Regions from separate parts of the Mus musculus genome. Here all the other regions are linked to region 1. A link is a loop called in an ENCODE intact Hi-C map of the cell type or tissue named here. Cell type or tissue: gastrocnemius. All regions are shown on one strand.

The links. Hi-C counts contacts between places; a loop is a spot of excess contacts. Peaks named below come from ENCODE experiments on the same cell type or tissue, not always from the same donor. Only the 100,000 strongest peaks of a DNase experiment are listed, where the experiment ranks them.
Region 2: it touches region 1 in a loop (4-fold over the local background); 31 of 42 quality-filtered maps call a loop at or near these places.
Region 3: it touches region 1 in a loop (7-fold over the local background); 31 of 42 quality-filtered maps call a loop at or near these places.

The regions. Positions count from the first base shown.
Region 1 is chr4:65,585,705-65,593,704 of GRCm38, forward strand. The region is part of intron 16 of Astn2 (astrotactin 2); the gene reads right to left. Among named protein-coding and RNA genes, the nearest start is that of Trim32, 15 kb to the right of the region's middle. In gastrocnemius, a CTCF peak has its summit at 4,325 (motif pointing left); DNase peaks (open chromatin) are centred at 1,423 and 4,302; H3K27ac peaks cover 423 bases.
Region 2 is chr4:64,527,638-64,535,637 of GRCm38, forward strand. No RefSeq gene overlaps it. Among named protein-coding and RNA genes, the nearest start is that of Gm23950, 87 kb to the left of the region's middle. In gastrocnemius, CTCF peaks have their summits at 3,096 (motif pointing right) and 5,614; DNase peaks (open chromatin) are centred at 3,161 and 5,570.
Region 3 is chr4:64,517,267-64,525,266 of GRCm38, forward strand. No RefSeq gene overlaps it. Among named protein-coding and RNA genes, the nearest start is that of Gm23950, 77 kb to the left of the region's middle. In gastrocnemius, a CTCF peak has its summit at 4,804 (motif pointing right); no DNase peak of the experiment used is centred here.

The sequences.
Region 1 (8,000 bases):
CTATGTCTTTCTCTCAGTTCAGGCACACACTTAGTCTCCCTACAAAATGCTTCCCTTCCATCTCCTCCCGGGTGACTTCTATTCATGACCCACATCTTAGTTCAAATGTTAATTCCTCAGAAAAATCTCCCCAAACTTCCTATACCTTTAATGTATATTAAGGTTTCTTTTTACAGATTCGTATTGCACCCTGACTTCTGTAACCTCTGTCTCAAAAATGTAAAGTCCAGGAATGAAAATACAGGATCAATTTTTGCTGATGTTCCAGATCCACCTCACATAGTTCATGATCCATGATAAGATTTTAAGCACACTCCCTCCTACCCTCTGCCTCCAGGTCTAGGGATTAATCTAAAGGTCCTTCCTCATGGTAAGCAAGTACTCTGCCACTGAACTATATACCCCAAGCACTCTTTGTTTGATTGATTATATGTTTGTTTGTTTGTTTGTTTGTTTGTTTTTGAGACAGGGTTTCTCTGTATAACCCTGGTTGTCCTGGAATTCACTCCGTAGACCAGGCCCATCTTGCACTCAGAGAGCTAACTTCCTCTGCCCCCTAAGTGGTAGGATTAAAGGCGTGCACAACTGCCACCACCATATATGCCACCACCACCACCGCCACTGGGCTTTTCTTTTTCCTTTTAATTTGTGTTTTGAGCTTGAGTCTCACAAGTTACACAAGTTTGCCTCGAACTTACTTTGTAATCCAGAAAGGCCTGAATATTCCAATCCTGCCATTTTAGACCTTTAAATACTTGGGATTAAGGTTCTTTACCATTAGGCCTGGCTTCAAAAGTATTTTCAATAAATGTTTGTTGCATACCTAGTATGCCTGTATGCCCAAGCCACTGGCTAGATTTTCAGAGCAGCAATGAATGCAAGAGTGAGGACTTGGAGTCAGAAGCATGAGAAGTAATTAAGAATTCAGTAGAGATATGATCTCTTCCCAAAGAACGATTCCCCTTTTCTAAGGAAAGTGAGCAGGTAAAGCATGATTAACTTTCTATGTGTTCTGACCTCCTCTAGCTTTGCATGTGGGCCTCTGCATGGCAAGGATAGGAGAGCTGAGGAAAAACAGGCTGTCTATCTTTAACGGGAAAAAGATAAAGAGCATTTTTGAAGAGACTTATCCTCTGTTCACATTTCCCATCCCTCTGAATAATGCTTCCAAAATAGGATCATGTCTGGTTTCAAGCCCGGTTCAGTTCCAATGACACTACAACCCATTCATTTGAGAACCTGCCAAATGAACTCTCTTTTTTCTCCTCCCAAATTCCTGCTGGGTATTATTTTGTTGCCACCAAAAGAAAAAAAAAAAAAAAAAAAAAAAAAGCTTTAGTTGAAATGACAACTCCTTGTTGGGAGAGCAGCCAGAGCTTTTCGGCAGGAGGTGATGGCACCATTTGCCCTTATCCAGAAAACAAAACAAAGGCATCAGACTGAGGACTTCTGGGAGAGCCAGGGCTGCGCGGGTGTTTGTTCAGGACTAGGCAATGGTGCAGGACTTCCTAGTCAGACAAGCTTTGCTTTGGCAATGGGCTCTTACTTGAGGCATTTAAAGGCTCCGTGGGGATGACGGGGGCTCAAATTAGAAACATGAAAAGAGGAGGAAAAAGGGTGAGACTTTTACATCATAAAGAGTGGCCTTTCTTACAACAGTGGCCTTGCTTACAGCAGTGGCCTCCCAGGAATTGCTGAAATGGAATCATCTCTTAGGAGGCGTTATTGTGTCCTGTTGGAGAGAAGCAGTTTAATCCAAGGCCCACACCACACAGAAATCTGAAACAAAGGAAAAATACTCATCTGAAATGTGGCCATTGGAGTCTAGTCTGCTTCATGGTTCATTGTGAACGTTTCAGCCTAACTCAGCCCATGGTCCTCAGCGTGTCCTTGATATGTGACAGTATAAACTAAAAGTCCATGTGAGGATTAAATGAGGTACCTGGCACAGGCTACTCCCTCAGTCAATATGAGCTGCTCTTGTTTGCTGCTGCTGCTGCGCTTGCTATAATTATATTGTTGCTGTTGTAACCGGATGTTAACATTGAAATTTCTATTGATACAGCAAGACGTAACCGAAGGGAGATCCCAACATCAAGCCCATAGACACAGAACTTAAAAATGAATTCTAATTAGGTTTATAACTCTGAAAATCCCAGAAAGCATAAAGGAAGATTTTCATTGAGAGAACTATTAACTATTACCATGTTTGGAGTCTCTAGCATCTTAGGACAGACATACAAGTCCTATGACTTCTACCCCAACATTCTGTGAAGGATCTCTTGGAGTGCTACTTAGAGAATTTGGTACCTGTTGTCAGAAAGTGGGAAGAACAGTAGGCCAGGCTTTACCTTTGCCTGCAGCAATGCTAATGGCCTGTGTTAGAAGAGCAGAAAGGGATTGGCAGAGACACCCAGAGGATTCAGGGATCCTGAAACACTGCTTGTGTTTTCCATGGACAAAAGGAAAGGACAGCATCCAAGCTTTTTGAATCTTCCCTAAGAGCCTCTAAAATGAAACAACCAACCAGAAAACCAGTAACAAAGGTGGATCTGCATCAACCAGCCAAAGAGAAATCACAATGTCCCTAGTCTGAAGAGAAATCTTTAACACTGGGCATCACAGCAGAGACACTTACCCATGACAAAGGGGCTCCTTAAAAAAAAAAAAAAAAAAACTGTTGGAACTGGAAAGGGCAGAGTCAAACAAAGTCTGACCATCGCCGTCCTTAGTTTTCTCTTCTGTTTTGATCATGGAGGTAGAAGAGTAAGAGGTTAGAATTCCAGTGAAGGTCAGCGGTGCCCACTCTCAAGGCCACCACTGAGAGGGGCAAGGGCATTTGACTTGTCAGGTTATATATAGCAGATAGACTGTATAGCTGTACTTGAAAGCATGTTAGCAGTGCAAAATGATAGCCAAGTAGATGTGATCTTAAGTGATTTGTGACTGACCACATTAAATACTTTAAAAGAAGTATGGAAACCAGTACACACACACACACACTCACACACACACACACACACACACACACACACACACACACATGCACGCACGCATGCACGCGCACACACTCACATTTACCGACTTCTTTCAGTTTCTACTGTCAATGGAAATCCTAATTGTGACAGTACTTGCCACATTTGTAACTTATCTGCCATGCCAACATGGACAGCCATCCAAACTGTGGCAATTCTCAACCTAAGCGTCAGACTTAAACTAAGAGGATATGCTATTTGAATGCCTAGCAATATCCAAGCCTGCCCCCTGCTTAATATGCTAAAGCTATCGAACTAGCTAGGTAAAACTCCATCCCGGAGACTGTAGGGCATTATGGAGTGGGTTTTCATAAAATGTGTATCTGTGCTTTGTGCCATGTGTATGCACAATTGGGAAACAGAAATAGAAACAGCATGGTAGAGCCCCTGAAAAAGAAGACCTACTTTGTAGGTTTACAAGGTAGACACACAAATGATCCTCTCCTCGAAGCCATCTTGGCAGCGTCTCAGTGTAGGCACAGGCAGTAGGGCAGCTACAACAGAATGGCTTTTCTGAATTTGAATTCAGCTCCCGTTTTCTAGTTTGGAAACTTTGATCAGTTATTTACCTCTCTAATATGCTATTTTCTCAGCTTTGAAATGTTAATAATAATAGTTCTTATGCTTTATTATTATTATCTAGAGGGTTCACAGAAGAGTATCCATGACAAGTGTGTCAAAGGTGTCATCAAATCCATTCCCTTTGACTCTTCTTGGCTTCCATCCAGCATTTCTCATTTCTGAAGCAAATATGAATCACTAAGTCTCTTCTTGACACCTGCTTGGTGCTATAACAATAAGGAACTTCTCTGAAACTGCTTTCTTTCTGCCCATTGAGGAGATCAGGCATGGACTGAGCACAATTCTACACCTACTGAATCCAACTACTTCAAATAAAATTACTGGCAAGTCATTTCACTTCCCCAATGTTAGTAAAACGCAGACTCTAATTTCTCATCCAAGTGTTCTGAAAATCAAATGAGAGACGCTCATACCTATGACTGCCTATGATCCCATCATGCAAAAACAGCACTTGTTGCTGTCTTTTATAGGCTTAGAGTAATCAAGCATAACCTAGAAGAAGGCACCTGTCTTCCAGAGAAAGAAGTTTTCTTCTGAGGAAGGTCAAACTCTCTGTGGGCACTGCCCAGCAGCTAACTGCTGGCTAATGTTTTGGCCAGAGGCAGGAACCAGTCAACATCTGCTCCTAATATTCATTTCTGCCACTTGAGACAAGGTAAGGGTGCAACTAGTCAAAGGCTGAGAGCTACATCATGTGTGAGCTCCTGCTGCCCTCTAGTGTCTACTTAAGATGTTTGCTCCCAGGATGCTTTTTCCCAGAAAAAAACTGTGGTTACAGAGTGCAGCTTGCTGGGCACTAAAGAGGAGCAGAGAAAAAGAGAGAGAGAGAGAGAGAGAGAGAGAGAGAGAGAGAGAGAGAGAGAGAGAGAGAGAGAGAGAGAGAGAGAGAGAGAGAGAGATCTTTGGCTCAAGGGAGCGTGAGTAAAAATTACTGCAACAATAACAGTTCAAAATAGCATTTCCTTAGAGACCCATACAGTACCACATTTGGAGATATACAACCATAGGGTAAGAAAAAAGTAACAGTCTGCTCCATCACTTATAGTTTTCAAGCTAGGCATCTGTGAATATATGCTGAGAAGGAAAACACAGGGGATAAGACTAGATTAGGGATTCCGAATGGATTAAATATAAGAAGGAAAGAAACTCTCAGATAGCAGGGCAGACGATGTGCTAAAAAGCTGTTTTCAGATTACTCAGAGCTAAGGCAGTTGATCAGGGCTTTCATTCTCTACTGCCAGACTACTATCCATGAAATTGAATTCAAGTAGAAGAGCACCTTTGTCTACTCAGTATAAAAGGTGGCTTACATCAGTGACAAGGAAAACTACACAGTATCCCAGGACAGTGCTGATGCCAGTGGGGGTTAAAAGTAAACTTAGGAGACATCCACAGACCTTCCAGCTGCTATAACACAGTGATGATGAGGAAAGACTCCCGGAGACCTGCCCTCCCCCACATAGCACGAGTAGGCCATAGACACAAAGAGGCTTACCTATCACCATGGCATATGGTGTGGGAGAGGAAAGGCATCAATAGACCTTCCTGCTACCATGCCACATGGGTGGGCTATAGATAACTAGAGGCCTGCTTGCCAACACACCAATTGGCATAAACAGAGGGGTTAATCCAGAGGTCTACTAGCCATGTGGCTGCCTGCAGCTGGAGCCACCTGCAATGTGCAAGATTGACAGATGGGAGAGAAAGAGAAGCAGGACAGTATAAGCATTATGAAGAGAGATGGGACTGGAGAGGTGACAGAGAGGAGGAATAGCTGGTTGTGAGTAGCCAGCCCTGCTGCCTGGGGCCACGATGAAGTCTCACCACTGGATGCTGTTGCCACTGAGATTCATAATTATACAGCAGCAGGGGATGTTGTTGCTGTCAGTGGTTCATGTTACCACTAGAAACTTGGTTGGGAATAACCCTGGTCTGGGATCATGTGGCTATCCAGAGGCTATGCAGAACTGAGCCTGCCACTCACTGGTTGTGGCACTCTGGAGAGCTGGCCCCACTTCTCACAGGAGGCAGCACTTGAGAGAATAGACCTGTGCCTTGCCTGGGCAGTACAATGGAGCTTTCTCTAGTGGCAAAGACAAGGGTGAGCCAGCCCCAAAGGCATAGGTATTGGAGAGATGACCCTACACACACACACACACACACACACACACACACACACACATATGCCCTGATGTGGGTGCAGGGGGATGCTCTCCACCCCCTTGCCTCTCACCGCCTACACCTAAGGCAGTCAGGAGAGTTGAGCCCAGGGTCCTAAGAGTGGGTGAGCTGGCGCTACTCCTTGCAGTAGAAGCACTCAGGATAGCGGGCCCTGCACCTCCCGTGAGGAGCACAGGAGAAATGGTCCTGGTGACATAGCTCTGTGGACATGAGCACAGAAGGGCCGGCCTCATCACTTGTCTGCCATGAGGTGAAGTGGGTAGTATGGGGGTGATGTCCCTTCTTCCCACTCCACCTGTGATAGTGGGAGAACGGGCCCCAAATCCAGGAGAGCAGTAGAGCTGGCCCTGTCCCTCATCTCGCAGCTGCAGCACTTAGGAGAGTAGGCCCTTCACCTTGCCTATGCACACATTGGAGCTGGCTGTGGAGGTGAGCTTGTGAGTAAGCCAGCCCAGAGGGCATGAGAGCAGGAGGGCTGACCCTGCCTCCTGCCAATGGCAGCACTGGGTGACCTTAGCAGAAGCAGTGCTGGAGAGCACATCCTGGTATGCACATAAGGGGGAGCTGCAGAGGTGATCAGCTCAGCTACTACCCAGGCTCAGATTCAGGGCTTTGGGTTTGCACATCCCAAAATCTACATCATCTGTGAACTGTGGAGGTATGAGAACATGAGAACGGGCTGGCCCTGCTGATCTAAAGATGCAAGACCTCCATGACACGGGGCAACAATAGGATAACCAGGAAGAGGTCCAGTGATGATCCAACATTGATGTCACAGAAGCCAAAGATCTTGAACCAGACCAATGACTCGTTGCAATGAGTGAAGATGTGTGGATAGAGGGATATATTGTGGTATACAGTGTAACACACTGCAGCTTACATGAAGAGATGTTTTCTATGGTTTGTTTGATTTTGTTTGTTTTTGTTTTGGTAGGGAAGAGGTTTCGAGGGTGGAGGGTAGATATGAGGGGACAGGGAGATGAGTGTGACTAGGGTGCATGATGGAAAACTCACAAAGAATCAATAAAAAGTTTATTAAAGGTGACTTACAAGCCAGGCGTGGTGGCGCACATCTTTAATCCCAGCACTTGGGAGGCAGAGGCAGGCGGATTTCTGAGTTCGAGGCCAGTCTGGTCTACAAAGTGAGTTCCAGGACAGCCAGGGCTATACAGAGAAACCCTGTCTTGAAAAAAAACCATTAAAAAAAGTGACTTATAGGCTAGTTACAGGCCTCTATGTGACCATGAAGAAGGCAAACCAATAGAAATGTATGTGTTTTTATGCATAAAGTAAGTGTAAGGTGAACGAAAATACAATTGTTAAAATCTAATATATTGAATTTCCACACAAAGTGCTTGCTGTTCATTCAAGATAAATCAGTTCTTAGGGTGTGTGTGTGTGCATGTGTGTTTGTGTGTGTGTGTATGTGTGTGTGTGTGTGTGTGTGTGAGAGAGAGAGAGAGAGAGAGAGAGAGAGAGAGAGAGAGAGAGAGAGAGAGAGAGAGAGCCTGAGTGTATGTATGCATGTGCACCACACCTTCTCTCTGGAGTCTCCTACACTGCCCTCAAAACACAATCCTCAGGACTCAAAGACTAGTCATTCCCCAGTACCCTCTCTTTCCTTCCAGTAACTCAGAGGGTTGGCAGACCAGAGGGATGTCTTAGTGTCAAGGGTAAACAGATCTTGGGGATGCTAGCTTCCTGGATTGGATATACCATTCTGCTGTAACAAGGCTTGGAGGTGGAAAGCATGTCACCAGGCACACCAGCTACCCTCAACCCAAGAAGAGGAAGCTGGGGTCAAACACCACCATCCCCTTTGCTGGAGTCAGAGGAATGCTTGGGTTAGAGGAACAATGGGAAACAACTGCCACTCCTTTGCCACTTTTAGAGTAGAACCATAGCCTTTCACAATTTTCTGCTCTTCAAAATATTAACTCTACCTATGTTACAAGGTCATATTTAGACATACTTGTGAGGATTTTAGATTTATTTATTTTTATTTATATGAGTACACTGCAGCTGTCTTCAGACATATACCAGAAGAGGGCATCGGATACCATTGCAGATGGTTGTGAGCCACCATGTGGTTGCTGGGAATTGAACTCAGGACCTCTGGAAGAGCAGTCAATGCTCTTAACCGCTGAGCCACCTCTCCAGCCCAATGATGAAGATTTTTATAAAGTTTTCCAGAGTGCACTA
Region 2 (8,000 bases), 1.1 Mb before region 1:
GGAAAATTCAAAATAAATAAGGATTTAAGTGAATGTAGAAATTGGTGGAAATAAAACCCTCAGATTTCAAACAGGTGAATGATAAGGAGCAAAAGAGCTTTGTGCAATAAAAGGACAGCTAATAGTCACAGTTAGCTTTAAAAAGTGTGAGTCACTGTTTCAGTAAGGATCATTTTGAAAGAGCTTCCTGTCCCAAACTTATTGATGCAGATAACCTCAAGATTGCTGGCAGGCCACAAGGAGGGAGCACCAGTCAGCCTGCGGGGAAGAAGCAAAGGAGACAAAGAAAATGGAAGAACCGTGTCTGGAACATAATGTTGGGAGTACTCACTGCTACATGAAACTGATTAGAATCAAATAATCCTAAGTCCATGATGTTTTTGAAGCAGCAATATTGCCAAAACCCCTCCATCCTCATCCAAAAGCCCGCAAGTGCTTGGCAAACCTTGAAACAACCTTTGGCCTGGAAATGGGCTGCAATGCCTGGGTAGCTCCCAAGAAGGGCATTTCTCAACAGCCACTTCAAATGGGACCAAGAGTTTAATGGGCAGAAAAGAATCTCCTAGCTGGGAGCCCAAAGCCACAGAGAATGATGCTTGTGGAAGCCTTGCTCCAAGAACTGAATTAGAGTCTATCAACAAATTTTCTCATGTCATAGAGGGGTTTACAATGTTCCAGGGAACTTTCAACGTTACTAATGGTCCAGGACCAGATATGTGTCCCACCTTTATTTCCTTTCTGAATAGATACTCAGAAGATGGACATGCATTCAACGGTATCTTTGGCCTTGTGATGGATGAGATGATTTGGTGTGGCTTTGGCTTACTTCCTTTGGAATGAATCTGAAATAATACTGTGTAGTGATCAATAATCAGATGAACACCACGTAATCAGGGCTGAATCAGGCCTGGAGATGTAGCTCAGTTGTTAGAGTACTTGCTTGGCATTCAGGGAGCCCTTGGTTTGCTCCCCAGCACTGCCTAACATGGGATGTTGTTGACTCATGCATGTAATCCTAGTACTCAGGAGGTAGAATTGGGCAAAGCAGCACTTCAGGGCCGTATTTGATTACAGAATGAATTCACAATCAGTCTGGCTACATAAGAACATGCCTCAACAAAAAGAAGGAAGTTTAATTCTAAGTACTTCCCAAAGCAGAGACAATGTAGTACATTTTCTTAACACAGTTTCTTTTCATTTTGAAGATGCAACTAAGCTGTCTTTCTCAACTTTCATTGCAATTGATTGACAGTATGTAAGGAACATGAGAAGTTATGAATGCTACTTCAAAGCTTAGCCTCTAAATCTTTCAAGTTAACCTTTATACACTCCCCTTTCCATTGTCTGGCGTTAAATGCAATGACTCCAGAGAAGGGTTCTAAGACTAAGAAGTTGTACCATTACATAGAAGAAGCAACAGTCCTTGTCTGATAACTTACAACACTCCTCCCTTGTTGACAACCTCCAGAAATGATGACATGAAAGAATAGTGGACCTATACTGAGTTGCGACAGTTAGACAGAAAGTTGTTTGTTATAAGGTTTGAACATTTCTTTTTGGTAACACTACATGTTACCTTCCCACTCAGCTACCAACAGGAGACTTGGAGTGATAGTTTGAAGATCTGTAAAATGAATCCTTTCCATGTCATAGATTGAGGAGACTATATCTGGATTGTGTTAGAGAATCCATCGTTTACTGTAGAATGAAAGTTGACATCAGCAAATATTGTCAAGGAAAAGAAGAAGTTGCTATTGCCATTGATTTAGTACCTGAAGGTAAGGGAAAATTTACCTTACCATGGCTACATTTCTTTTAGAATGAGGAATTACTGATTTATTTTTGGCATAACTTATGTGGGTCAAGTAATATGCAAAAATAAGTAGTCTTTAGGCCCTGTTCAGAAAGTTTTCCTGAAGGAAGAAAATACCTTAACTCAAAGACTTGTAGTACAATCATGCATGGATGTCCAAAGAATGAAAGCAATTCTCCAGAGAGCTCTCAAAATAGAGCTAGAGAAGGCTAGAGTCAAGGAAATTGCACAGGAAGGATGTACAACACAGCTCTTTAGGGAGTGCAGGAAAGTCCAGAGAGTGAGGGAGCAAGCAAGCAGCAAGCAAGCAAGCAAGCAAGCAAGCAAGCAAGCAAGCAAGCAAGCAAGCATCAAGCATCAAGCAAGCAAGCAAGCAAGCAAGCAAGCAAGCAAGCAAGCAAGCATCAAGCATCAAGCAAGCAAGCAAGCAAACAAGCAAGCAAGCAAGCAAGCAAGCAAGCAAGCAAGCAAGCAAGCAAGCAAGCAAGCAAGAGGTAGACAGAGGTGCAAAAATAATGGATAGGAATGACTCAGTCTTATGCTTGATATCTAGGGAATAAGAATTCAGCCATAAATGAATAAGAAATACCCTATCTTTTGCTCTACAACCTTTAACCAAGAAGTACTTAATATAGAAACAAGTTTATGGAAGGTTTAGTATACTACATAGAGTAGGTGAGATTATTCTGTAATGGAAAGTCATTAAAATTGACTTAATACAACTTTAGTTCTTATTCATATTATAGTATACCATGGCTTGGATATATAATTAACCAGATTTTATGCAAGTACAGAGGCTAATAATGCTCTATCTTCATTCATAGTTTCAAAGACCATTTTACATAAGAATCCATAAGATAATTGCATTAAAACTGTCCTGGAGACTTCAGTTTTTTTTTTTTATCTTTAAAGTGCAAAAATAATCTTTAAAATATCAAAATAAATACTATATCAGTATGTTGCAAATTGTATCACCAGAAATCTATGTATATAAGTGTGTCTTTCAGTAAAATTCTTCAGTTTTCTTTTAACATGTATCATAGAGCAAATGCCTTGCAAACCCCAGAAAATAAGCAAGTTAGAAAATCATAACATGCTTGCTTTTGTCACTGTCTTCTGAGAATACATGGATGCCTGCACTAGGTTCTCCTGGTTGAAAGGCATCCTTTTTACATCTTTTTTTAAAATTAGATATTTTCTTCATTTTCATTTCAAATGCTATCCCCTTTCTAGTTTCCTCTCTGAAAAAGTTTTCATTTTGAGAGTTGAAATCTCAAGTGTTTTCCTGCTCAAAGGGAAAATGCCCAGTAGAGGGAGCCAACCACCATTAAGAGCATCTTCCTTACATTGGAGAATTAAGTCTCCATGGTCTATACCCAAAACACTGGAGCAGAGTAGATAGCTTCATTGGTGGTTTGGGAGCTGGGGAAGTTGGCGATTGTTGTGTTCCTAACCTGAGCAAACAATCATGATTGGGCACTGTGTCCTTTCGTCTTTAGAACGGAGATAACCTTTAACTTTCTTTCTCTATCGTTGTCTAGTGGTTTCCCATTTTTAAATCTAATAGTAAAGTAGCCGACCCTCATGAAAAAGGACTCTCTTAGGATTCAACCACTGTTTCCTTCAGCTCTAAGGAGACACATAACTCTTCACCAAGGGAAAAGAGATCAAAGTGTTTGCTATCAACAAAACTATTCTTCCCTCCCTCTATGGACAGAAGAATAAATCACAATTAAAGGAGCCGAGAACCTTTAAAAGTGCAGACTTCTTTACTTAAAGGAACATACAACTCCTCAAATGTAGATATAAATAAAACACACTTGACAAGTAGAAGGAAACTATAAATAAACTGAGTAGATGCAAACAATAGAAAGAAATTCCGTTGACTTATAGCTTTCTGATGAATTGCTTGATTTGGTAGATCATTTCTCTTGCCAAGTTTCTACTCTACTATCTTTTCAATGACTGAGAAGATGTCTAGTTTTCATGTTCGAAGTTCGAAGAAAATAGTTCACATGCAAATCTAGGGGCATCACAGCACAAAAGTGTACCTCAAAAGAAAACTAGGTTTGGGGGAGAAAAAGAAAGACTACCTCTCTATTGTCTTTGACCTCACAGTAGGATAAATGACAGTTTTGTAGTACATCAAGCATACTGAAGCCCCAGTTCTGTCCTCTTCCAGTTACATGAATTTGGAGTTGTCACTAATCCACATTTGCCTATGTACTTTTTTTCCTTGAAAAAAAAAAAGAGCTAGAGAGATAGCTCATTTAAAGTGCTTGCCTTGCAAGGATGAGGGACTGAGTTTGAGTCTCAGAACTTACACGGAATAAGATACTGGGTGCAACTGAAGAAAGCTGGGAGTGATGCAGGTGGCCATCTAGCTCCAACAGATCAGGCCTAAAAACGTACATGCAAGAAACATACAGACAAAGTTTGTTATATTTAGGTATGTGTGTGTGTATAGGGAAATACATGCATATATGTCCCTATACATCTATATTGGAGGAAGGGAAAGGAAAGAAGGGATGCTGTAATTATAATTTTTTAAAATGCCTGGTATGGTGGTTTAAGTTTTTAACCCAAGCTATAGGAATATAGAAACAGTCAGATTATTGGGGCTTCTGGCCAGCCAGACTATTTTATTTGATGATATCAGGTGAATGAGAGAACCTGCTCAAAAATAATTAAGTAAATAAGCCAATGAACAATGTCTGATGATGTCTTTTGGCCTCTACCTACGGACATAGGCAAACATACTAACATACTCATAGAGAAAGAAAAAAGAGTAAAATATTTCTGTGTTAGTATGCAAGGGAGCTGGCAGGGTGGGAAGCAGCTGATGGCACAGTGACAACTATCAATGGTAAGTATTTCCCATATCTGACACTCTTGTAAATAACTTCAGACTAACACTATAACACAATATTGTCCCCAGTCCTCTAATGCAGCACTATCATCTTCATTTGACTGGACATATAACCAAGAGCTAGCAAGTTGATCAGAGCTCAGGCTTTAAAACTAAATGTTTGATTTTAAAAAATAATACTTCCCCACCTGGGGATCAATCCCATATACAACCACTAAACCCAGACACTATTGCATATGCCAACAAGATTTTGCTGACAGGACCCTGATATAGCTCTCTCTTGTGAGGCTATGCCAGTGCCTGGCAAATACAGAAGTGGATGTTCACAGTCATCTATTGGATGGAACACAGGGCCCCTAAAGAAGGAGCTAGAGAAAGTACCCAAGGAGCTAAAGGGGTTGGCAACCCTATAGGAGGATCAACAATGTGAACTAACCAGTACCCCACAGAATTGTGTCTCTAGTTGCATATGTAACAGAGGATGGCCTAGTCGGCCATCAATGGGAGGAGAGGTCCTTGGTCTTACAAAGATCATATGCCCCAATACAGGGGAATGCCAGGGCCAGGAAGCGGGAGTGGGTGGGTAGAGGAGCACAGTGGGGGCGGGGGGGGGGCGGGTATAGGGGACTTTGGGGATAACATTTGAAATGTAAATGAAGAAAATATCTAATTAAAAAACAACAAAAACAACAACAAAAAATAAAACAGTTTGGCCAAGGGAAATAAATGTTTTCTTGATCTTGTGTCTCCTCCCTGTCTCTTCAGCCCTGATAGGCTACATGACCCCTGCTGACTACCAGACAGCGAAAGGACAGTTCCTTCAGCTGGGTGCTGTGGCCTTAGCAACCCCTGTATAAAAGCCAAAAGCTTGCTTTCTTAATCAGACGCTCCGTTTGTCTCCCACAGTGTATGCACTAGCCCCAGACACCCACTAGATGGTGATGAGATTCTAGCTTTCATTTGATTTAGCTTTTGCCATGTGAAAAACAAAAACAAAAAAAAAACAACCAAAAAAATACTTTCTATGTCCACAGACATAAATCTGCACATAAATCCTAGATTTGGGAAATCATATACTTGTATAAATTCTTCTTAAACTTTCACCGTGGACTCTGGAGCCTTGGTTACCTTCCTTAAATTCCCCAGCAAATGCCCTTCTACAGACAAGATCCTCTTTGCTCTGGTGTGAGTTGGAAATGGTTAGTATGCTTTGGAGATATATAGTTGTGCTTTCAGAAGCCCGCCATCCTACCTGGCTTTTGCTCCTTGTTCTTTCAAAGAGGACAGTGAATTCAGAGTAGATTCCCACAGCTGCTGACAGAGCACACAGTATTTCAGTTGATTTGTTGATTCCTGATACCAACTATTGTCTATCATGCATGCCTATATGTATCCATTTGGTTAAGACATAAGACATAATGATGATGTCAACAGTGAACTTTGTATAGACTCTTCTATTTTGCCAAGTATGACCTTTGCTTCATATTCCGGATAGCTCAGTAACAGAGAACAGGTTATGTATTCCATTTTTTAGAAGAAAACAGAGCCTCCAGAAATCAAATGAAACACTATGAGTCCACAAGCTTCTCATTTAACATGTCAAATCTTAGAGACAGACACACTTGGGCACACACCTGAAATCTCAAGTACTGCAGAAGCTGATGCTGGATGATTGACTGCAAGGCTTAGAACAGACGGAACAAATTGGTAAGATCCGGTCTCAAAACAAACAACATAGAAACAAACAAACAAACAAACAAAGTTAGAGCTTCAGCTTCATCCTTCTGATTTCTAGTATCAAGTCATTGTCTATTTCTACAAGAGACATAGTGGTATTAACAGAAAATCTCATTCTATTTCTCCTTTTTCAAAGCTTCTGAATTTCATCTTTCTCCAAAGTCCAGAGATCGAGCATAGAAAACAAACCTGTCTCTTCCCTCTCTCTACCCGCAATCCTGGGCCCAGCCCGGCAGTAAATGCTGTGAGAGGAAGAAGAGTACATACTCTATTTCATGGTCCTACAGGATACTCAAGCTTGGAAGGAAGAACCATGATTGTCTCATCTAACCATCACTTTTACATCTAAGAAACCCAAGCCAGGAAAGAGTGGAAATATTCTTATAGATGACGCCATGGGGTAGTGTGAGGTGACCTACTTTTCTTTAATGTGACCTACACCTTGATGTCATTTAGTTTGGAAACAGTGCCCACTTCAATTGCATTCTCTCTAAAATACCATCTAGTTTATTTTTTTTATCAAAAAGGCTACCCCTCTGCATACATACATGTTAACTATTTTAGCATCTTCCAGTTCAGTGCTGTAAAATCTCACCAAACTAAAAATCATTATGCATAACTTCACTTCGTTTCTGAAAATTTTTAGTTTCCTATACTTATTTGTCTTGTTTGATTTGAGACAGAGGCTCCTGAAGTCCAGTCCATCTTTGAATTTTAGGTATCCTAAATCCTGGTTGTCCTGCCTCCATGTTCCTGGTGTTGGGATTACAGATGTGTACTGCCACACTAGGTAGATTCTGTGCAAGAGACTAAACCATGGTCTTATGAATGCTTGACAAACACTCTCCAAACTAAACTATCTTCTCAGCCCCATCTATCATCTTTCATTGCAGTAACAGCAATGTGTTACAGTTACCTTCCTCCTTGCCTGATTCCCCATGACACAGAATGCCCCTCGGGAAAAGAATTAAATCTTAAGCATCTTTGTAACTCTAGATCCTGTTATTATCTTTAGCAAATGGTAGGTGATGGATAATAAGTTGCTAAGAATTATAGTGCTTAGAATTAGTGTGGTACATCAAGACCAAACTGGAAGGGTATTGTCAAAAATTAAAGTAGATGACATAGAAAAGCCACATGTTGATAGCTGTTTACAGTTTAAAATCTATCCAAGTATATAAAGTGTCCCAAATCTTTCCTAACTCTGCCCCTCAAGACCCCTCCGGTCAGGGGAAGGCAGAGATGAACTAAGGACTCAGCTGTACAACTTCTACTAATTTAGTAGATATTTACTAAGTGTTCTCCAAAGTGGAGCTGGAAAGAATTTGAGAAGAGAACCTGGAGGAAGACCCAATGAATGAAAAGACAACTTTTCTCAGTTACAAAGGGCTTCATTATGAAAGATGGCATATGCCATGCTTAGGAGTTAGGATAAAGAAGTCTGCCCAGTCTCCTGGATTCCTGGACATAGACCTTCATCTCTTTTGGAGGTAAAAGAGAATTTACAGTCTTCTAGTTGGGTTTTTGTTTTATAGGGGAAGACATTAAGGCACAGAGAGAAGAAATTCCCCAGAGAGTAAG
Region 3 (8,000 bases), 1.1 Mb before region 1:
CACATTCAGACTTAGGAGAAAATGCCAATTTGTTTTCTATTGTTTTTACTATTTATATTCTTTTCAGCAATGTATATAAGTGTGTGCTCAACTGTATCAATTAAATTCTATATTCCAAGATGGCTTAACAGAATTTTAGTCACACTCTACTTTGTTCAACTTCATCCTCAACTCAATTGTGCCTTCTGCCCCCAACACTCTCCCTCTCAGAGGTATGGTTGCTGAGAGTCTCATTCCAGGAAATCAGTGAGTATTCAGATATCTGAAATCAGAGAGGAGTTTACTATGTCTTTTCTCTGTCAATGATTTATCATTTCTAAATCCAATTATCTATCTATCTATCTATATATTGTTCATTATCATCATTTAGATAGATAGCTATCATTCATCTTCTAATATTATCATCATTCTTATCATCACACTACCATCCATAGATTTATTCATTTAGATATAATTAGACACATACATACTCTTATACACACATGTATGCATATATATGGATACCAAAACCATGGATATATATATATATATATAATTGGTTCAAGACCATCCACATAGAGTTAAATTGCCAGATTTCAATGTTCCTTACATAAAATACCATGGGTTTGTATATCATTTACATGTATCTCTCCACGTGTCATTAAAAAGATCTAATTTGCACATAATACCTACTGCAATGCAAATGCACTATAGATTATAAAAATACTGCATTATTTAGGAAATAGTGACAAGAAGAAAATATCTGTGGGCATGGTGAAGATAGATTTTTCCCATACATTTTATGCATAAATACAGTGAAGTCTATGGATACTGGAGGACCAGCCATATACCCTTAGGGTTCATGTCTTGCTATGCTTCAAATTTTTTTTTATCAGATTTAAGTACAGGAACTCTATGTGTTTTCCAAGTTTCCTATCATTTAGTATCTTTGATGAACAAATGGATTTCACATATTTACTAATCCTCTCAATGGACAGAAAAATCTAAATTAAAGATATTCACTTTTGTATCATTGTGATTTGTATTTTAGAAAATACTTCATTCTTATTATTCATGTGATATTCATGCATGAGTATGTAACACATGACACACATGGTGCATTAGTTAAAGAAAAGCTTTGTGATGTTGGTTATTCTCCTTGAACCTTCCCATGGACTTTGAGATTGAATTCAAAAGTATGGGCTTACAAGGCACGTGCTTTCGCCTATTTAGCCATTTCCCTGTCACTGGATCACTACTTTCTCTTCCTTTGAAGAAAGGTTTTCCTGAATTGAAGATGTGAACATATTCTTGTGTACTTCCATCCATTCCTTCATTAGTTTACTTTACTTTTCCTGTCTATAATGGTAGTATATCTGGAGTTGTTTTTTTTTTTTTTTTAATGTGTAGAATGGCTTAAAATTGATTTTCTTCACCTATCTATCTATCTATCTATCTATCTATCTATCTATCTATCTATCTATCAATCTATCTATCCAATGAACCTGGAACCTTTTGTTGAAAGGTTACCTCATTCTACTATAATAATGAGTTCCCCAAAAATCAAATCATGGGAGACAGGAGAGATGATTTTATAGCAGAGAGCTTAGCTGCTTTGACAGAGAACTTGAATTCAGTTCCCAGCATCCACATTGGCTCACAATGGCAGAATTTCAGCACCAGGAGATGTGGTGCTCTCTTGTGGTCCACTCCAACAACATGTGAATACACACACATGCACACACACACACACACACAAACAAACACACACACTCACACACACACATACTCACACACAGAGAGAAAATAAAATACATCTTTAAAAGAATAAACAAATAAAATGTCCTTACATGTTTGAGGACTTTATTCCTTCCTGCTATCCATTTATCTGTGTGGTTTTTTTTTTTTGTATGTGTGCCAGTACTGTATACCACTACTATAAGTCACACTATGTCATACTAAAGTATAAATTGAATGGAAAGGTGATAGTGGTTATTCTTATATAACTTCATTGTCAATAAAATTTATCTGTAAAGTTTTAGCATTGATAAGACACATGCTACAGACTTTTGACTGATTGTCAGATAATGAAAAAGTCTTCATTCCTCTTTAGTTACGTCACTATCTTGACTAGTTCTCTATTTCATCAAACTATTTTCTGCACTACCACCAATTTTTTCTGTTTACTTTTTCTGCTAGTGTTATGAATTACATGAACTGGTTTAAAAATAATAATTTCAGTTTTAAATTTCTAGAAAAAATCATTTGGACATACATATTGTCTCAGTGGAATACTTCTTTGATTACATACTCTAATTTGTCAATTCTTTGCTTGATTTTTGAGCTCATGACTATGAGAAATATTTTTAAGTTTTTAAATGAAATATTACTAAGTTTACCTTGAATTTATTATTCCAGTTTAAAATTCTCTTTTATAACAACCTCTGATCCTACTATAAAAGTTAATTTAAGCCAAGGTGATGGTGGAAAATGTCTTTAGTTCTAGCTCCTAGGAAATAAAGGCAGGATGATGTATTAGTTTGAGGCGAGCCTGGTCTATAGAATGAGCTCCAAGATGACAGGGTTAAACAGAGAAACCCTGTCTCCAAAAACAAAAACAACCAACCAGACAGACAGACAGACAGACAGACAAAACAACAAACTGCAAAGAAAAATCCCCAATTATTTAAATAGTAATTTACGTTCTTAAAAGATGGCTCATTGATTAAGAGTACTGACTCCTCTTCCTGAGGACCTGGGTATGATTCCCATTACTTATATAATAGCTCGCAATCATCTCTAATTACAGTTTCAGGGTATCTGATGTCCTCTTCTTGCCTCCATTGGGAACAGGAACATATATAGCACACAGTCATACAGTGGGAAAAAACCAACCACCCCCCCAAACATAAAATAATTTGTTAAAAAGTTTAAAAGATTATCTGCAATACATTTGTAGTTTTGCCAGTCAATAACACACAGATGCCAGTGTTTACATATTTGGTAACTTCTTGTCTGATTTGAAACATAACCTTATTTAGAAGTTACTGCTAATCCAGTATGTAATTAATGTCTTATTTAGTTGAACCTTTGGAAAAGTAAATATGATTGGCCCTAAGCAGGATACAGGCATGATGGAATATTTTCTGTAGGTAACTGAACGGAATAAAAGCATGCTCTGCTATGATAAGAGTGGGTCCCATGACTCAGAGTGGGTCCCATGACATTACAACTTGTAGGCTTGAAGGGTAGCTTGGCTACTTCCTGATGGATTCTTTGTGCCACTAAGTGGACTGAAACACACAATTCACTCATTTAAAAAGAAAAAATATTCCCTAATTTCCATTTTTTTGAAACAGCCTACATGCAAAAAACTGTAGGTCATATTAAAATCTACAGCTAACAGATTTAAGAAATATGAGGCCGTTGGGAGGATAAGATACAACTAATGAAACGCAAGGTTAAAAGCTGAAGGAATGATTTCTTCATTTGGTGGTATGTGGGACACTTATCTGGACACTTCCTTATTTTATTAAAATGAGGACATGGTTAAATACAATGCACATTTTAATTTACCCTTTTCTTTAAATTCTCCAGGGAGAAGAGGTATCTCAAAAGATAAAATAATAATAATAATAATAATAATAATAATAATAACAACAACAACAACAATAAAAACCAAGTAAGAGTTGGGCGGTGGTGGCGCACGCCTTTAATCACAGCACTCAGGAGGCAGAGGCAGGAGGATTTCTGAGTTTGAGTCCAACCTGGTCTACAAAGTGAGTTCCAGGACAGCCAGGGCTATACAGAGAAACCCTGTCTTGAAAAACAAAACAAACAAAACAAACAAAACAAACAAACAAAACAAACAAACAAAACAAACAAAACAAAACAAACCACATAAGAGAAAGAAAAGAAAAGGCAAGAGTTAACTAGTATTAGAAATATTGAAGAGTGGCACGTGCAGAATGAAAAGTAGGGCTTCTTTGGGAGCCAGTGCCAATGCCTATGACTTTCTTCTGCCGTGGAGGCTAACCAGTGAACTTGGCGAGAAGCAGAGAAATTGCATTGACTATGTGCAGATTAAGTCACAATCCTGAAACTTAAACAAGAGGTGAAGACTTAAGACATGCCTTCTGTCTCTCCAAAGTCAATGCCCATCAGAGTAAAGCATCCCTAATATCATGTGTGTTTATTTGTTTTTAGGATTTCTACACATCATAATTAATAAAATATATCTTCATAGCTGAAATTGCAAACAGACAAGAAAATCAATGTATTGTAATGACAAAGCATAGAACTGTACAATGTGGCACGGTTAAAACTAAAGTTTAGAAGTAATGACTATTGAAAAAGATCAACTTCTTTGCTTTCTCTTTTCCCCCCAAAACATGAGGAAGAGAAACAAAATATGTTTTTAACAAAACTACAACTTGTAACTTTAAGACAAAAATTATTAGAATTAAAATCTTAATAGACAGAATAAAAAGCTGATTAAATCAAGGGTTTTTTTTTAAATATGTCTGAGAATACTTCTGGAGTAAGATAGAAAGCAAGTGGGATGTATTGTCTGTCAGAAAAGAAGAGATCCTGCAATTGAAGACCATCACTAAACAATTGGAAGAACATATTAAAATCTATTGTGAGAAAAGTCAAATCTATACAAAGCAAGAATAAAGGGTCTCAGGCAGACCTTAAAGCAAGGTAAGTCAAAGGACACTAACAACATTACTTAACTGTAATGAATCAAATGAGGATTGTGTATGAAGAGGCAACATTATCTTTCAAAGAGATTCAAGAACTAAGCAACCAAATCATTAATACCAGCAGGTGTCACTAGAGCAATGCTTAAGGAGTCAACTCCAGGAAGGAGGAAGAGAAATGACTCCAAGAGAAGGCTGAAATACAAGAAGGAAGCATGCATTATTTGTTTGAAGATATGGTTATAAAACAATAAAATAAAGAGATTAAGCATAGGAAGGGCAGCACATATATACATCAACATACTCATATGATCCAGGATCAAGAGGCATTTTTATAATGATCCCAAATCTTAAATTCAGAGAATTGAGTAAGTGACTCATTGACTTTGCAATTTTTATAATAAATATAGTTGATTTTTTCCAGGTTAGCCATTAAAAGCAGCTAACTCAGAGCAATGGTATACATGAATTACATATAATTTATTTTTCAAATGAACAAACAGGTAAATAATAGAAAAATAAATTTCAAAATAAATTGGAAGTATTTGGAAGTATTATGTATAAATTTATAATTGTATTTCTGTTTGTGTGTGTAGGCTAGAATTGTCGAATTGGATATTATAAATGAATGTGGATGTATAAACTACACACTTAATCATAAATACAAAGTAGTATTGGAAGTAAAATAATGGATAAAATACAGAAACTAGAAAAACCAGCAATGGAAATAAGGGGCCACTTGATAGCTTAGTGGGCAGTGTTGCTTCCTGACAAGGTCAAACATTTGGATTATGTCCCAGGACCCACGAGATAGAAGGAGTGAAATGGCTCCTGAAAGTTGACTTGGCCTGCCACACATAGGCTGTGCCATGCATGTGCTGCAGCACACACACACACACACACACACACACAGAGACACAACATGTTAATTTTTAAACTTTCAAGCAAAAGTAATTTTTCTTAGAGTATGATAAAATTGGTTCTAATACAAAGACCACCTTGAGTGTAGTTACTATGTAATCAAATGATACTTATTCTTCCAGACAAATAGTTTACCTTAAGGTTTTAGGTACATAATAAACTAGCATTAGGACATATAAAAACAAATTTAAATATTCAGTAGAAATACACAGAATTGCTTATTTCATTTGTCAAAAGTGAAAACTCATGTAATTTTGAAGGTTTTTAAACTGGTTTTTATTGTGCATGTAATAGTAAAAAGGAAAACATACATATTTGATCAATGAAATAAGGAAGGTTGATGAACAGAAAAATGGATGGTAATTCCAAACTTCCATGACTACACATTACCTATGTTATTCCCTCAACAATAGCAAGAAACGGACATTATTATTTATGCTACTTAAACTAAGAAAATATCAATTGGCTGTCCTGGTTTTCTGAGCTTCCTTTCAGATGTAGTTAATTGGCAGAGCTGTGGTTTGAAACTAGGCTTCTGCATTATTCAGTTTTAAATGTGTGCCATTTTGCATGTCAATCACACACACACACACACACACACACACACACACACACAAACATTTAAACACACCTGTAGAATATATATATTTTCCTGCCATATGACAAACATAAACATGCAAATTTATCAAGCAATACTTAACATATGAAAAAAATGGGCCTTGTACAGACATGTTCTTTAACCACAATGAATAATCAAGTTAATAATAACAGAACTATAAGCTAAAATATCACAAATTTAAGAAATTGCATGTAATTTACAAAACAACCAAGAACTTATATAACTTACACTTACATAAGAGTAAAATTATTGTGAAAATTAATATGTTACTTATCCTAGTTTGCTTCCCTACTGCTTTGGTCTGTAATAAAACACTGCCTGGAAGCAATGTGTGTGGAGAGGACTGGCTTCACTTCCAGGGATACCATGACAAACACTTAAGGCCTGAACTTAGAGGGATAAACTGAAGCAGAGGCTGCTGGATTTGGCCCATTGATTCTTAGGTTGTAGCCTGCTGATTCCTGTTCTAGAATGAAAATTCTTAATCTAGTGCACATTGTTTATTTGAATTTTATCAAAGCCTATTTTAATGATGGCTCTTAAATACCTTAATCTTCCTTTTAGCCCATCACCCACCAGAGGTAGTGGAAAAGAAAGGATACTGGCCAAGTGAACCTGTTTAGAAAGGTTCTTTAGAGCAACTCCCATTTGTGTTGTCTGGAAATCAGCAGTTTGATACACAGGTTTGCTGTCTCAGCTCAATCCACTTGCAAACACTTCAGGGATACACAAGCAGCCTAGTTTAGTAGAATTGGAATAGCAAACACAAGTCAGCAGTGGTGGCACTACCTAGCAGAGACAGCCAGGCCTCAGCCTTCACATGAGTCAGTAGGAGGGACCAGGAGGGATGTTAGGAGAGGTTCTCAGCTGTGCCTCCCTCAGTGAAGTTAATATCAGCAAAGAAAAGAGACCAACAAGGATTACACAACTAACTCTATAAGCAAGTCAAACTCAATCTCCATTACTACCCTTTGAGTCCTTTTTATATGCCCTCGATACATCTCCTGTTCTCCAAGGGCCTTGCCTCAGGATGTATGCATGGCTCATCTGACATCATTCTGTCAATCAACCTTAGTCTGTGGAAGGGGCAAGAAACTGAAGCACAACACCTGATGTTTTGTGTGTGCTTTGCTCTCTATGGAGTCCTGACAAATGGAGCTCAAGTATGCAATATAAGGCAGACCAATACATGTGTGTCATATGTGAAGTATCCTTTCTCATGTGTCCTTTCACATGTTTGTTTTAGCAGAATATCTTCTCTCCTGTGTCTGCTTCAGGCAATCATTCTTTCATGAGTCTGCCTTAGCCTTTCACCTGTGTCCACTTCAGTGAAATGTTCCTTCATGTGTTAGCCCCAGCAAAACACCATCCAACCAACTTTCCAAATATCACTTAAGTTTCCACTTCAATACTGGAGCATTTAAATAACAAGACAGCCTGCTTTTTAGCGGACACTGTTTTAACTGATAAGGCATAGACACTGGGATTCAGAGTTCCTACAATTGCAATGGTTATATCTTCTTCATCTCTGGCATAGCAGAGTTGTTACACAGAAGTCAGGATAATTTATTGACTACTGGATGTGAAGTCTCTGCTGCCAACTTAGAGTTGTCATGTCAGAACTCATTATTTATTAATTATTTTACTTTATAATTATATTGTTGCTCTCTTTCCTTTCATTCCTCTAAACCCTATCATGTAACCCCCATGCAGTGGTCTGAATAAATCACATAGGGGACTAATATCCAATATATATAAAGAACTCAAGAAGGTGGACT